2 separate regions of the Homo sapiens genome follow, and region 2 is linked to region 1. A link is a loop called in an ENCODE intact Hi-C map of the cell type or tissue named here. Cell type or tissue: mammary epithelial cell. All regions are shown on one strand.

What was found. A loop is a pair of places that touch in the nucleus more often than their neighbours do. Peaks named below come from ENCODE experiments on the same cell type or tissue, not always from the same donor. Only the 100,000 strongest peaks of a DNase experiment are listed, where the experiment ranks them.
Region 2: it touches region 1 in a loop (8-fold over the local background); 3 of 110 quality-filtered maps call a loop at or near these places.

What each region holds. Positions count from the first base shown.
Region 1 is chr4:156,374,772-156,382,771 of GRCh38, reverse strand. No RefSeq gene overlaps it. Among named protein-coding and RNA genes, the nearest start is that of LINC02272, 260 kb to the left of the region's middle. In mammary epithelial cell, a CTCF peak has its summit at 4,477; a DNase peak (open chromatin) is centred at 4,481.
Region 2 is chr4:156,105,378-156,113,377 of GRCh38, reverse strand. It overlaps LOC102724785 (a long non-coding RNA gene), which reads left to right. Exons shown (of 5, transcript XR_939394.2): 5 at 625-787. Among named protein-coding and RNA genes, the nearest start is that of CTSO, 160 kb to the right of the region's middle. RefSeq lists enhancers at 1,131-1,739, 6,476-6,977. In mammary epithelial cell, CTCF peaks have their summits at 69 (motif pointing left) and 3,349; DNase peaks (open chromatin) are centred at 2,617 and 3,367; H3K27ac peaks cover 1,777 bases.

The sequences.
Region 1 (8,000 bases):
TTGCCTAAGTTATAATAGAAATGAAAAATGTGGGGAAAAATGGCCAAGTGTAAATGAATTGGCCAGGGTTCATAGAAGATTTCCATAACTTGATTCAGGTCTGAAATAAAAAGAACAATATTTTCCTCTGAAAAGTGTATCGAAAACCTGCCTGAGATTTTAATATAAAATCATGTCTAGGGCAGAGAAGAAGCTGCCCAATATATTGACATAAAGACTATATCTGGTACGATGAATGGAAATTGAATAGCATCAGACCAAATTCGCTGTGCTTATGCCTTTTCTGATTTGTACTTTGTATCCAAGAAAATATTACTTTATCTTATATGAGATGTTTTGCACATTTGAGGGTAATGTGCACAAATGTTTTGCACATTTGAGGGTAATGGGTGTGTGATAGTGTATGTGTGTTAAGAGAGATACAGAAAGCATAGAATGTAATTAGCTAAAACAAAGTACATTTCCAGTTTGCATGAGAATAAAATATTTGTGAAAGATTTTGATAAAATCAAACGTTGGATATAATAAGGAAAATTGTTTTTTAACTTTCTGGAGTAGAATATTTCTAAAGTGTATTCTAAAATGACAAGTTTTCCAGGAAATGCTGATGTGTAAATGTTAGGTGTTTGTAAATGTTAGGTATTCATTTTCCAGGAAATGCTAAGATTTGTAAATGTTAGGTATTCCAAAAATCTCATATGTAAAGAAAATAAAGTGCATTTTATATTATAGTATTTTTGATTCGTTTCTGCTATAAGAAACAGAAAATCTAAATGATAATAGCTTAAACAAGATAGGAATTTATTTCTCTTACATAAAAGAAATCTGTAGGTTTGCAATTCAGGACTGGAATTATTCTCGATGGTCTCTGGAAGCCAAGGTCCTTTTGCTTGTTTATTTGCTTTGTTATTCCTCTTGCCTGCCATTTTTACACATGGCTTCCACATCATGGTCCAATATAGCCTCATGAGCTCCAACCAATATGTCTACATTCCAGCCTACATGAAGGAGGAAGGGGCAATGGAGAGTCTACCTTTAATTTTAAGGACATGCTGGAAGTCACATATACTAATTCAACCTATATCCCATAACCCAGGCCATTTCTATTGCAAGGTAACCTGAAAAATGTAACCTGACAACCTTCCTCATCCTGGGAAGCCATGCTCCTAGCTTAATACCAGGGGGACCATTACATTCAAGGCAGAATGGATATTTGAGCACAACTGGTAGCTTTTGATACACAATCTAAATATACTTAAAATCACAAGATGAAAGTGTAGCCATTTCCTGCCTCATAAACAAATTTAGGATTCTCTATTGTCATTCTAGTTTGCATTGCAACAAATATCTTTATTTCCGTATTGGAAATCTAAATGCACATTTAAGCAAAAATTCTTTTTTTTTTTTTTTTTTGGAAATGGAGTCTTATTCTGTCACCAGGCTGGAAGTGCAGTGGTGCAATCTTGGCTCACTGCAAACTCCACCTCCGGGGTTCAAGCGATTCTCCTGCCTCAGCCTCCCGAGTAGCTGGGACTATGCCATGCGCCACCATGCCCAGCTAATTTTTCTATTTTTAGCAGAGACGGGGTTTCAGCATATTGGCCAGGCGGGTCTCGAAATCCTGACCTTGTGATCCACCTGCCTCTGCCTCCCAAAGTGCTGGGATTACAGGCGTGAGCCACCATGCCCGGCCCAAAAATTGTTATATGTGTATCAAAAACAATAGAGCTCTAGAATTTTCTTTAAAACTTTGTATTTGGAAGTTTAGCTTTATACAAATGTTTCAAAGATAATACACAAAGTTTTCATAAACCATTCACCAAGTTTCCCCATCATTGCGCCACCATGGCACATTTGTCACAGCTGAAAACTAACACTGATACGTTAATAACCAACTGAATACTTTTTTTTTTTGATATCGCTGGATTTTTTTTGTTGGTATCATTTTCTCTTCCAGCTCTAACCCAGGATACCACACGACATTTAGTGTCACATCTTCTTAGTTTACTCTGGTCTGTGACAGTTTTTCAGACTTTCCTTGTTCTTCTTGACCTTGACAGTTTGAGGAGTACAGTCAGGTTATTTGGTGAAACAACATTCAGTTTGAGTTTGGCTGATAATTAGACTGGGCTATGTGTTTTGGGGAAGAGTACCGTAGAGGTGAAGTGACTGGCTTATCATATGCATAAAGTGCATGTCTTAAAATATTTAAATAAGTAAAATGCAGCGGAAATAACAAATTTGACCTCATTTAATATATTTACTGTCTAGCTTAATAAAATATCTTATTATAAGAAGAGTCTTGTGGAGCATAATACAAAAATCTATTTTAATTCTAGTATACAATCCTGATATTTACAAAGTACAGTCTGATATAATTTTAAGATACTTTTTTACATAACAAAAAGACCAAAAATTGAAGTATATGATGTTTAGAATAATACAATGCTGAAATGGTTTAAATAACTCATTGTCATAAATAGTTTATGTATTGCTCTTTTAATGTTTATTTTTGTTAATTTTCTTACTAAAGAAACTTTTCAGAAATACCTAAGGGCAAAGTAATTAGTCAAAGTGTGCTCGAATTATTATGTGTTTTATATTAAGATATTCAAATCATCTACAGTATCCTTCTTCTCCTAATCATTACTAACATTGTATAAGTTCACTTCTCCTAGTCTTATCTCCATAATGCAAGCATTTTTAGATGATAACTAGAGATTCAGGTAGACAGTGTTTTGTCCAATTGCTTTTTTCAGAAATATACAAGTCAATGTAGTAATTACTCTTTATCATTGCTGAAAATCAATGAAGAATCAAGGTTTTTCTTGATCTCTGTAAATCAGATAATTTTGTGATGACACCTGGATATAAGGTGAAATGTCTCAAGTGCTCATTGTGCATAATGTATGCCCTTGGTTAAGGTTACTACACAAAAGTGAATATTTCCATATTGTTTTAAGATAGTATAATTCATACTTAAGAAACAAAAAAACTGACAGCCTTAAAGGTTAAGTATAGTTATAACCATGCTTGTTGATCTAAAAATATTATTTTCTTTTACCACTAATCTTTAGTAAATAAAATATAAAATTACCTATGCAAAGAAAAAAATCACAGGATTTACAAAAATGTTCATATCTATATCAACATTTTATACCTGACCAAACACCTTGACAGCCTGAAATATGACACATTTTCCTTTTCTGTTAATTTTTTTTTTTTTTTTTTTTTTTTTTTTTTTTTTTTTTTGAGACGGAGTCTCGCTCTGTCGCCCAGGCCGGACTGTGGACTGCAGTGGCGCAATCTCGGCTCACTGCAAGCTCCGCTTCCCAGGTTCACGCCATTCTCCTGCCTCAGCCTCCCGAGTAGCTGGGACTACAGGCGCCCGCCACCGCGCCCGGCTAATTTTTTGTATTTTTAGTAGAGACGGGGTTTCACCTTGTTAGCCAGGATGGTCTCGATCTCCTGACCTCATGATCCACCCGCCTCGGCCTCCCAAAGTGCTGGGATTACAGGCGTGAGCCACCGCGCCCGGCCCCTTTTCTGTTATTTTTAAACTTCCTTGAGAACTGCATTGCTCATGTATTTTCTATATTGAGTACTTTTATCTCAAAATACCGTTATATTATAAGAAAACATGAGGTAAAGGATTACAGCCCTTTTGGTATCTCCAAAAACACAGTCTTGTAAAGTGACAGTCGATTACTACATTAATAGACTTCCTTCTTCTTTTGTGTTGGTCGACTAGTAAAGCATTTGGATATCCAACATCTCTTGACTTTACAGAACATACAAATAATATATAAATAGAACTGTATAACATTCTTGGGAATTAAATATGCTTTAAAAAAGAATGATGCACCGGACACAGTGGCTCACGCCTGTAATCCCAGCACTTTGAGAGGCTGAGGTGAGGGGATCACTAGGTCAGGAGTTTGAGACCAGCCTGGTGAATATGGTGAAACCTCATCTCTACTAAAAAAAAAAAAAAAAAAAAAAAAAAAAAATACAAAAATTAGCTGGGCTTGGTGGTGGGCGCCTGTAGTCCCAGCTACTCTGGAGGCTGAGGTAGGAGAATCACTTGAACCCGTGAGGCAGAGGTTGTAGTGAGCCGAGATCGCGCCACTGCACTCCAGCCTGTGCGACAGACCAAGACTGTGTCTCAAAAAAAAAAAAAGGATGAATTATTTAAAAAAATAAAAATAGTCACATGACAAATGAAGTCTTATCATTTGCAAACATCCACTTATTTCTCAGCCACTCCTTGTAAAGCACTTCTTGACCTTGTTCTGTGTATGTGAACAAGTCTAATCCAGTTTTCTCATGTAAACACATAGTGCTGTACACTTTATATAACTTCTAATTTTCTTCTTAATACATGTAAGGTTAAGAATATTCAACAATATTTACAGTTAGACTTTAAAAGCAGAAGTGTACTTATAGGGGCGCAGTACTTCCATTCCTTCTCAAGGGGGCAGAATAGTATGGAGTTGCCAGGTTAGCAGCCAGTGGGCTGACAGCTGGTGTATCTCAGTTTTCCTTCACTTGACTTCTTATTCTCCAACAGCCTAGCAGAAAGAGAGGAAGGTGCAATGTGCAAGCATTTTCAAATCTCTGCCAGTAACACATTGCGCCTGTCACATTAGCTAAAAGCAAGTTATGTGGCCAAGCCGGGATTCAAGAGATAAAGAGATAAACGTTATCTCTTGATGGGAGGAGGAGCAAAGTCACTTTACAAAAAGACCTTTATACAAGGATCAGAATAATTTGACGTCATTTTTTGCAATTCACCGCATATCCTCGCCTTTATCCCAGTAGGTCTTAATGCAATCTATAATGCCAGTTTATCACATTAATGGGTGGGCTATAATCATTGAATTTGCCCCAAACAATCATTTAAGCTAGTTTCTGAATTAAATATGAGTTGTCCCTAGAAACGTTTCTTGATCCCAACTCCTTGAGGAATACGTTTCCCAACGTGTAAAAGTTTAGCTCCTGGTTTTTGGATTCCCAATTTAAATGTGTAAGTAGATAAAATGCTAATTAGTAATCTGTTCCTGCCCTTATATAGCATAAAAAATCTAACATCATTTATTTATTACACTAATTCTAAGTTCTTGTTATCTGCCACTTCTTTCAAATGGCGGAAACATATTTTGAGGCTTAAGCTTTGATAAAGGCAAGAATCTTGCTTAGTACAACTAGACCAAAATATCCCACCCATATTTTCCAAAATTAGAAGGACTTCAGAGTTTCTGAAACTGTGGATGCCAAAGGCTAACCATGAGAACCACAGGAATTTTTACAGTAATGACAACATGTTTGACCCAGAGTTTCAGATTTAGCAGTTCAAAATTTCATTTTGTAAGATGTTTTGAAAATGCACTTTTTCTTAGGAAAGCAAATATCAAATAAGTCTTTCTTCTAAATAAATCTATGGTTCCCAGACCATAATTACGTTTTTAAAAATGTGACTTCTAAAAAAAATCTATACAACTTTCAAAAATAATAAGCCTTCTTTTCTTTTCATCTTACTTTTAAAACTATATTAGGCTAGACTTTAGTCTCAAGGAAATGAGTCAACATGTTTAAGTATTTTAGACAGCCTTACATGCATGCGGTGCGGTGGTAAAAATGCTGAAGTTCCTATATATTGCTTTATTTCACAAGTAGACCAGTAAATTTGATTGTGGACAGGGCCAGCAAGGATCAAGCAGTATCGAAGATGAAGATAGATAACTAAGGATATCCTATGGTAAATTTAATCTCTTTTCTGCAAGTCTCTGTGAGTCTGGGAACATATTTACTTGATACAAAAATAGATGCATAGGCCTCTGGCAACCATATTACTTTAATGTAGACATAACTGCAAACAAGGATAATTTCACTTTTTCCTTTCCAATTTGGAAGTTATTTATTTCTTTCTCTAGTCTGCTTGCTCTGGTTAGGACTCCCCATAGTATGGTGAATAAAAGTGGTGAATGTGAGCATCCTTGTCTTGTTCCAGATATTAGAAGAAATGCTTTCAGGTTTTTGCCACTCAGTATAGTGCTAGCTACAGGTTTGTCTTATATGAGTTTTATCATGTTGAAGTATGTTCCTTCTGTACTCAGTTTGTTGAAAGTTTTTATTATGAAGAGATGTTTCATGTTGTCAAATGCTTTTTCATCATTTATTGAAATTATTATATGGTTTTGTCCTTCATTCTGTTGCTATGATGTACCACATTTATTGTTTTGCCTATGTTGAACCATCCTTGAATCCCTACTTGATTATGTTAAATTATATTTTAATGTGATGTGGAATTCTGATTGCTATTATTTTATTCTTGGTTTTTGCATTTACGTTCATCAGAGATATTGCTCTGCTGTTTTCTTTTTATGTTGTCTTTTTCTGGTTTTTGTATCAGAGTAATACTGACCTCATATAATGAATTTGAAAGCATTCCTTCCCCCTTGATTTTTTGGAATAGTAAAAGTAGAACAGGTATTAGTTATTTTTTAAGTGGTGGAACTCAAAAGTGAAGGCATCAGGTTCTGGGCTTTTCTTTGATTAAAAAAAAAACCTTTTTATTACTGCTTCTAGCTCATTGTCTGTTATTGGTCTACTCAGGTTTTGGATTTCTTCATGGTTTAATCTTAGATAGGTTCTATGTGTCTATGAATGTATCCATTTCTTTAGGTTTTGTCTTTTGTTGGTATACAGTTGTTCATGACAGTCTCTAATAATCCTTTAAATTTCTGTATTATCAGTTGTAGTGTCTCATTTTCTATTTTGGATTGATTTGGAGGTCTCTCTTTTTTTTAAATTAGTCTGACCAAAGGTTTGTTGATTTTGTTTATAGTTTCATAAAACCAACTTTCCTTTTTTTGATCTTTTGTATTATTAATTTAGTCTTACTTTGGTCTTTATTTCTGCTCTGATCTTTATCATTTCATTTTTAATTAATTTTTGGTTTAGTTTTCTCTTGGCTTTCTATTTCTTTTTTTATGTATACTTTAAGTTCTGGGATACATGTGCAGAATGTGCAGGTTTGTTACATAGGTATACATGTGCCATGGTGGTTTGCTGCACCCATCAACCCATCATCTACATTAGGTATTTCTCCTAATGCTATCCCTCCTCTTGCCCCTCACCCCTCAACAGACCCCAGTGTGTGATGTTCCCCTCCCTGTGCCCATATTTTCTCATTGTCCAACTCCTACTTACCAGTGCATCACTATGCTATTTATTTGAAGTCTTTCAACTTTTTGATATAGATTATTTATTGCTATAAACTTCCCTTTTAGTACTGCTTTCACTGTATCCTATAGGTTTTGGCAGGTTGTGTTTCTACTTCATTTGTTTTGGGAATTTTTAAAATTTCCTTCTTAATTTCTTCATGATACAGTGGATGTTCAAGAGCATATGGTTTAATTTCCATGTGTTTGTATAGTTTCTGAGTTTCCTCTTGTTATTGATTCCTAGTTTTATTCCATTGTGGTAAAACAAATACTTGATATGACTTTAATATTTATAAATTTTTGAAACTTGTTTAATGGCCCAACATATGGTCCATCCTTGAGTTATGTTCCATGTGCTGAAAAGAAGAAATACTCTTTGGCCTTCAAAAAGAAGGAAATTATGCCATTTATGACAACATGGATAAACCTGGAGTACACTATGCTAGTTGAAATAAGCCAGGCACAGAAAAATAGAAACTGCATAATCTCACTTATATGTGAAATATAAAAAAGTCATACTCATAGGAGAGAGTAGAATGGTTGTGATATAATTATATTAACATTCCTAATTAATATAATGAGAATATTTTTAGCTTTTGTCCAAGTGATAGGATCTTTCAATTCTATTTTTAGATAACCTATATATGCCATCATTATCAGTTTCAATGTCTCGTTTACCGATCTACTCCACATTGTAAACCATTCCATGACAGACAACCCACTTACATCAGAGCTCCTAAAAAAATAGACAGAATTCTTGGTTCAAGCACACAA
Region 2 (8,000 bases), 270 kb after region 1:
ATAACATTTCCTCAGGATTGTAACAAAATTCTAGAACAAGACCAAGGTGTTGAGTCTTTTTCTCTTCTGAAAATATAACAGCTCCACCTTGAGGTAAAAGTATTTTATCATAGTTTGAGGTTATATTTGAAGTAGAAGGTTGTATTTGGGATGACTAGTGACCAATAATTCCTCATGGCAAAAGAAACAAATAAAGAGCTCCAAAATTATACAAGGGATATGGAAGCTCATCTTTTGTTCCCACTTTTGGTCAAAAACAGCAGGTATTAGTTACCTAAGAAGGATAAACGACTGTAATCTTAATGGTCATTTTCAGACTGGAATTTCATGTGGTCAAACCTGTGTTGATGAAATTTTATTTGAAGTTGTCAAAAAGCAAACTAGAACTTTAAAAATAGATTTACTCCTCTGGTATCCACTGGTATATAAATTTCTGCCAAGAAAATACACAAATGGAACTTTCTCTTGATAGAACCTACCACTTATATCTTACTGTTGGCAAAATGTTTCTGTGCTTGCATGTAAGATAAATAGTGAAAGATAATATTCTATATACCACTTGCTTTCTGAAGCTGAGCCTTAGGTTGATCTTTTCTTGTTTTTCTTTTTGACTCACCTTTCAAGGGTCGAACTTGAAGCTGCAGCAGAAGAAGATATGGAAAAACTAAAATCTTCCTCAAGCAAATATTAGAGTAATTGTCATTATCTCACCATGCTCTTTTCCTGGTTATAAATATGCTAGAAAACATTCTTACTGTAATTTTAATAAAGTATTTCTCTATGTTTTCTTCTGATTATTTTTATTATTTTATATGTTATTTGACTATGTAGTCAACTTAGAATTTTTGTGCATGTGTGTAAAAGTGACATTGCAAGCTAATTTTCTATATGAATAAAAACTGTCTCCATGCTGCTTATTTGGTCATTACAGGTACAGGAAAGTCATTTTTTAATGTTGATCTTGTATTACTGAGCCCTCTTATTAATTTCAATGGTTTTTCAGTAGATTCTTCTAAGTTTTTAAGTAGATGGCCATATCATCTAAAATAATGCTGCCTCTCTTGACTCAATATTGGTAATTGCTTTTATCTAGAAAAATCATGCAATTATTATAGACCGTAGTGAATTTTATAATTCCTTTACTGTTTTTATATTCCCATTATATATTAACATTTAGAATTTAACTTTATTTTTTAGTCTCAGGTTAGTTTCACAAGGAGATACAAGTGCCACAGACCCACTTTATGGGATTAGTGTCCACCAGCACAGGGGACACTGTGGCAGCCTTTGAGTGAATTAGCTGAGTGGCACTTAGTTTGCAACACACCGAATATAGCATCTGATCACAGTTCAAGACATTTGAGAGGGAAGAAACAAAGGGAGATGGGGAGAAGAATCTAAGTAAGATGTTAGCAGTAGCACTCACTTTCATATTCACCAACTGAAGGCTAAGGAAAGCAGCTGGATGCCGAGGCATTAGGAAAAACGTTCGCCTAAGAATGTGCCTGCTATTCAGCTATTAAATTCCATTAAAATGTCCTCATTCTGTGGTCCATCCTTAACATCTTCTTCCAACAGCTGCAGATGCTCCCTCAGAGCTTGGGTGGGTCGGAAATATATACAGGAAAACATAAAAAATATTTTGGATGTATATTCTCAAAATAGGTGAGGAGGGAATATTTAAATAAACATGGTAAATGTGCTATAATAATTAATAAAACGTATTTGTTTGGTATTGAAATCAATTGTCCTCCAATATATTGGGATATAAAATGCATTTAAAAATATGGTACATTCAGTAGGAATAAACACATACTTTTTTAAAATTTAGAAGCCCTTTTCATACACATTTTTAACAATCACCTCATAATGATGATACTACCTGAAAATTGAAAATAAGAACCGTAAATTTTGGATTTAAAAGTGATAGACAAACCCCTATAATTCGTGGTTTCTTTAAACAGAAAGAATGTAAAGTATCAGTAAATACTAGTTATTTTTATAGATGAAAAATTAGCGCAGCTCCAGGGAAGAAACCCTTGGGTCTCAGGTTTTCTAGATGCAAAAGAGAGATAATAAGTACACCTGCAAGGTCACAATAACTGTGAAGTGATTAAAGACCCTGGGCTGAAAGACGCTTTTAAGAAAAGCACGTGTCAAAGCTCACAATGTAACAAGGGGTCCATGAGTATTTGACGGAAATGTACACACTTCATCTTTTTGCTTGATGTCCAATTAATATGTTTTATTAAACCTGAAGTAAATTTGCCCTTAAGGAAAAATTCCTGAAAGTGCTCTTTTACTATTTGTTAGCTCCAAAATAAACAGATCTCCAAGCCCCTTCCCTGAAATTCAGTAACTACTTGGGTGGCATTTGTATATTAAAGGAGAAAGCAATACAAGTTTTGCACTTTCCATATGGAGCTGGAATCACACAGGATATTTAACCTATATATTTTATCTTAAGTACATGAGTGTCTTTTTAAGGAGATTAAGGGATGAGGAGACATATCAGAGCAAACCATAGGAGACAAGTTGGCCCTCCCACTTCCTGCCTTAGTTAACAGAACATGTAGTATCAGGGTGAGGAAGAACAGGCAGGGATTAACGAGTTCCAGGAAACATGTATCATCATGCAAAAGAAAAGAATTGGCGGCGTTTCTAGGGCAATCCAGCAATTCCCCCAGCTCCTTGGCTAGATTCAGCACGCTGCTACTACTACTTCCCCTCCTCCATCTGAGGTGAGGCCAAGTTCTTAAACTCCTGGGTCACTATCTCCCTGACCGAATCATCCCAGAACCAGGCATCAGACAACTAGAGTCAGTCCCTAAATCTCAGAGCTCACAGAAATTATTTACACTAACCGTTTCTAAACCTACTTAGCCTGCTTATCCTGTCGTCTTTGTCTGTTTTGTGCTGCTACAACAGAATGCCTGAGACTAGATAACTTAAAAGAAAACAAACAAACATTATTTGGCTCACAGTTCTGGAGGCTGGGATATCCAATAGCATGGCACCAGCATCCAGCAAAGGCCTTTGCAGTGCATTATCCTATGGTGGAAGGTGAAAGAGCAACAGAGAGCAAGAAAGAGATTGAATCTGTAGCCTCGAGCCCTTTTAAAATTGTCATTAATCCGTTCATGAGGGTAGAGCCCTCATGACCTACACACCTCACATTAGATTCCATCTCTCAACACTGTTGGATTGGGAATTAAGTTCCCAATACATGCTTTTTTCACACATTCAAACCATAGCATCTGCCTTGCTCATTCCTTCCCACAAAAGAAAAAATAAAAATAAAGGCTGTTGCTCACATTCCCCCAACCCCCAACTCCTTCTGCCTCCTCACCCCTGCTGGCGGTTCCCTGTGTTGCAATGTGTGGCATGATGCGCTCCTTCCTCTTGTGTAACAAACTCACTTTTCAGTGACAACCATGTCTTGATCTGTTGGCTTCATCATACCTGAATAATAATAATAAAACTTGCATTTTAAAACACCTTGCCCCGCCCTACTCAGCCTGCTGAAAACCCAAGCACATGAATCCTTCTTTTGCTGAGAACAACCTATTTTTTATGCCTATTTTGCCTGATGTACTCTTACTACTTCTTCCTAATCCACCAAAAATACAGCTGTGCTTCAACACCATTCCTTACTTCTCTGGAAGAGTAGAAACTCTCTTTTGAACCCCCGAAGTACAATATTAATGCCTTAATGATAACATTTAGCACATTGCATTATATTTGTTTAGTTCTATAATGTTTTTGGGTCTTAATAACATTGTGTTATTTGATTTTGGTATTCCTAGTGTCAGAACCTGTCCTGGCTATGGATAGTGTTCAATAAACATTTACTGCACGATATCGTTTTTAACAAATAAAAGTTTTCTTCACCATGGGTACTGAAAATGATATCTTCCTTTTCCAACCTCATTATTTATATAATTCATTTGCCAGTTGCTCCCTACAATGGGCAATGTCTGATGTGTATATCCTAGATCCCAAACTAGATCATAAATTGCCTTCTGTGTATTCTTGTATGCTTAGTGTTGAGACCAATGTTTACATATGGTAATTGTCAGGCCTCTGAGCCCAAGCTAAGCCATCATATCCCCTGCGGCCTGCACATACACAACCAGATGGCCAGTTCCTGCCTTAACTGATGACATTCCACCACAAAAGAAGTGAAAATGGCCTGTTCCTGCCTTAACTGATGACATTGTCTTGTGAAGTTCCTTATCCTGCCTCATCCTGGCTCAAAAGCTCCCCTACTGAGCACCTTGTGACCCCCACTCTGCCTGCCAGAGAACAACCCCCCTTTGACTGTAATTTTCCTTTACCTACCCAAATCCTATAAAATGGCCCAACCCCATCTCCCTTCGCTGACTCTCTTTTCGGACTCAGCCCACCTGCACCCAGGTGATTAAAAGCTTTATTGCTCACACAAAGCCTGTTAGGTTGTCTCTTCACAGGGACGCGCATGAAATTCGGTGCCGTGACTCAGATCGGGGGACCTCCCTTGGGAGATCAATCCCCTGTCCTCCTGCTCTTTGCTCCATGAAAAAGATCCACCTACGATCTCAGGTCCTCAGACCCACCAGCCCAAGGAACATCTCACCAATTTTAAATCAGGTAAGCGACCTCTTCGTACTCTCTTCTCCAACCTCTCTCACTGTCCCTCAACCACTTTCTCCTTTCCACTCTTCAATCTCTCCCTTCTCTTAATTTCAATTCCTTTCATTTTCTGGTAGAGACAAAGGAGACACGTTTTATCTGTGGACCCAAAACTCCGGTGTCGGTCACGGACTAGGGAAGGCAGCCTTCCCTTGGTGTTTAATTATTGCAGGGATGCCTCTCTGATTATTCAACCATGTTTCAGAGGTGTCAGACCACACAGGGACGCCTGCCTTTGTCCTTCACCCTTAGCGGCAAGTCTCGCTTTTCTGGGGAAGGGGCAAGTACCCCAACCCCTTCTCTCCATGTCTCTACCCCTTCTCTACCTTTCCGGGGGGCAAGAAACCCCCAAACCCTTCTCCTTCACTCTTAGCGGCAAGTCCTGCTTTTCCAGAGGAGGGGTAAGTACCCCAACCTTGTTTCTCTGTGCCCCAATCCCTTATTTCCGTGCCCCAACCTCTTATATCTCTGTGCCCCAATCGCTTATTTTTGCACCCTGACCTCTTATCTCTGCACCCCAATCCCTTATTTCTGTGCCCCAACCTCTTATCTCTGCACCCCGATCCCTTATTTCCATGCCCCGACCTCTTATCTCTGCGCCCCATCCCTTGTTTCCACGTCCCGACCTCTTATCTCTGCGCCCCAATCCCTTATATCCATGCCCCAACCCCTTTCCCGCTTTTCTAGAAGGTAAGAACCCCCGAACCCCTTCCCTCCATGTCTCTACTCTCTCTTTTCTCTGGGCTTGCTTCCTTCACTATAGGCAAACTTCCACCCTCCATTCCTCCTTCTTCTCCTTTGGCCTGTGTTCTCAAAAACTTAAAACCTCTTCAATTCACACCTGACCTAAAACCTAAGTGCCTTATTTTCTTCTGCAATGCCACTTGACCCCAATACAAACTCGACAGTAGTTCCAAATAGCCAGAAAACGGCACTTTCAATTTTTCCATCCTGCAAGATCTAAATAATTCTTGTCATAAAATGGGCAAACAGTCTGAGGTGCCTGACGTCCAGGCATTCTTTTACATATCGGTCCCTCCCTAGTCTCTGTGCCCAGTGCAACTCGTCCCAAATCTTCCTTCTTTCCCTCCCGCCTGTCCCCTCAGTCCCAACCCCAAGTGTCGCTGAGTCTTTCTAATCTTCCTTTTCTACAGACCCATCTGACCTCTCCCCTCCTCCCAGGCTGCTCCTCGCCAGGCCGAGCTAGTTCCCAATTCTTCCTCAGCCTCTGCTCCTCCACCCTATAATCCTTTTATTACCTCCCCTCCTCACACCGGGTCTGGCTTACAGTTTCATTCCGTGACTAGCCCTCCCCCACCTGCCCAGCAATTTACTCTTAAAAAGGTGGCTGGAGCTAAAGGCATAGTCAAGGTTAATGCTCCTTTTTCTTTATCCCAAATCAGATAGCGTTTAGGCTCTTTTTCATCAAATATAAAAATCCAGCCCAGTTCATGACTTGTTTGGCAGCAACCCTGAGACACTTTACAGCCCTAGACCCTAAAAGGTCAAAAGGCCGTCTTATTCTCAAAATACATTTTATTACCCAATCTGCTCCCGACATTAAATAAAACTCCAAAAATTAAATTCCGGCCCTCAAACCCCACAACAGGATTTAATTAACCTCTCCTTCAAGGTGTACAATAATAGAAAAAAGTTGCAATTCCTTGCCTCCACTGTGAGACAAACCCCAGCCACTTCTCCAGCACACAAGAACTTCCAAACGCCTGAACCGCAGTGGCCAGGTGTTCCTCCAGAACCTCCTCCTGCAGGAGCTTGCTACAAGTGCCAGAAATCTGACCACCAGGCCAAGGAATGCCTGCAGCCCAGGATTCCTCCTAAGCCGTGTCCCATCTGTGCGGGACCCCACTGGAAATCAGACTGTTCAACTCACCTGGCAGCCACTCCCAGAGCCCCTGGAACTCTGGCCCAAGGCTCTCTGACTGACTCCTTCTCTGCTTAGCAGCTGAAGACTGACGCTGCCCGATCACCTCGGAAGCTCCGTAGACCATCACGGACACCGAGCTTCAGGTAACTCTCACAGTGGAAGGTAAGTCCGTCCCCTTAGTCAATACGGAGGCTACCCACTCCACATTACCTTCTTTTCAAGGGCCTGTTTCCCTTGCCTCCATAACTGTTGTGGGTATTGACTGCCAGGCTTCTAAACCCCTGAAAACTCCCCCACTCTGGTGCCAACTTGGACAACACTCTTATGCACTCTTTTTTAGTTATCCCTACCTGCCCAGTTCCCTTATTAGGCTGAGATATTTTAACAAAATTATCTGCTTCCCTGACTATTCCTGGACTACAGCCGCATCTCATTGCCACCCTTCTCCCCAACCCAAAGCCTCCTTCGTGTCTTCCTCTCGTATCCCCCAACCTTAACCCACAAGTATAGGACATCTCTACTCCTTCCCTGGCAACCGATCACAGCCCATTACCATCCCATTAAAACCTAATCACCCTTACCCCACTCAATGCCAATATCCTATCCCACAGCATGCTTTAAAAAGATTAATGCCTGTTATCACTCGCCTGCTACAGCATGGGCTTCTAAAACCTACAAACTCTCCTTACAATTCCCCCATTTTACCTGTCCAAAAACCGGACAAGTCTTACAGATTAGTTTAGGATCTGCACTTTATCAACCAAATTGTTTTGCCTATCCACCCTGTGGTGCCCAACCCGTACACTCTTTTGTCCTCAATACCTTCTTTCACAACTTACTATTCTGTTCTCGTTCTTAAAGATGCTTTTTTCACTATTCCCCTGCACTCCTCGTCCCAGCCTCTCTTTGCTTTCACTTAGACTGACCCTGACACCCATTAGGCTCAGCAAATTACCTGGGCTGTACTGTCGCAAGTCTTCACAGATAGCTCCCATTACTTCAGTTAAGCCCAAATTTCATCTTCATCTGTTACCTATCTTGGCATACCTCATAAAAACACACGTGCTGTCCCTGCTGATCATGTCCAGTTAATCTCCCAAACCTCAATCACTTACAAAACAACAACTCCTTTCCTTCCTAGGCATGGTTAGTGTTGTCAGAATTCTTACACAAGAGCCAGGACCACACCCTGTAGCCTTTCTGTCCAAACAACTTGACCTTACTGTTTTAGCCTAGCCCTCATGTCTGCCCGCAGCGGCTGCCACTGCTTTAATACTTTTAGAGGCCCTAAAAATCACAAACTATGCTCAACTCACTCTCTACAGCTCTCATAAATTCCAAAATCTATTTTCTTACTCACACCTGATGCATATACTGTCTGCTCCCCGGCTCCTTCAGCTGTACTCACTCTTTGTTAAGTGTCCACAATTACCATTGTTCCTGC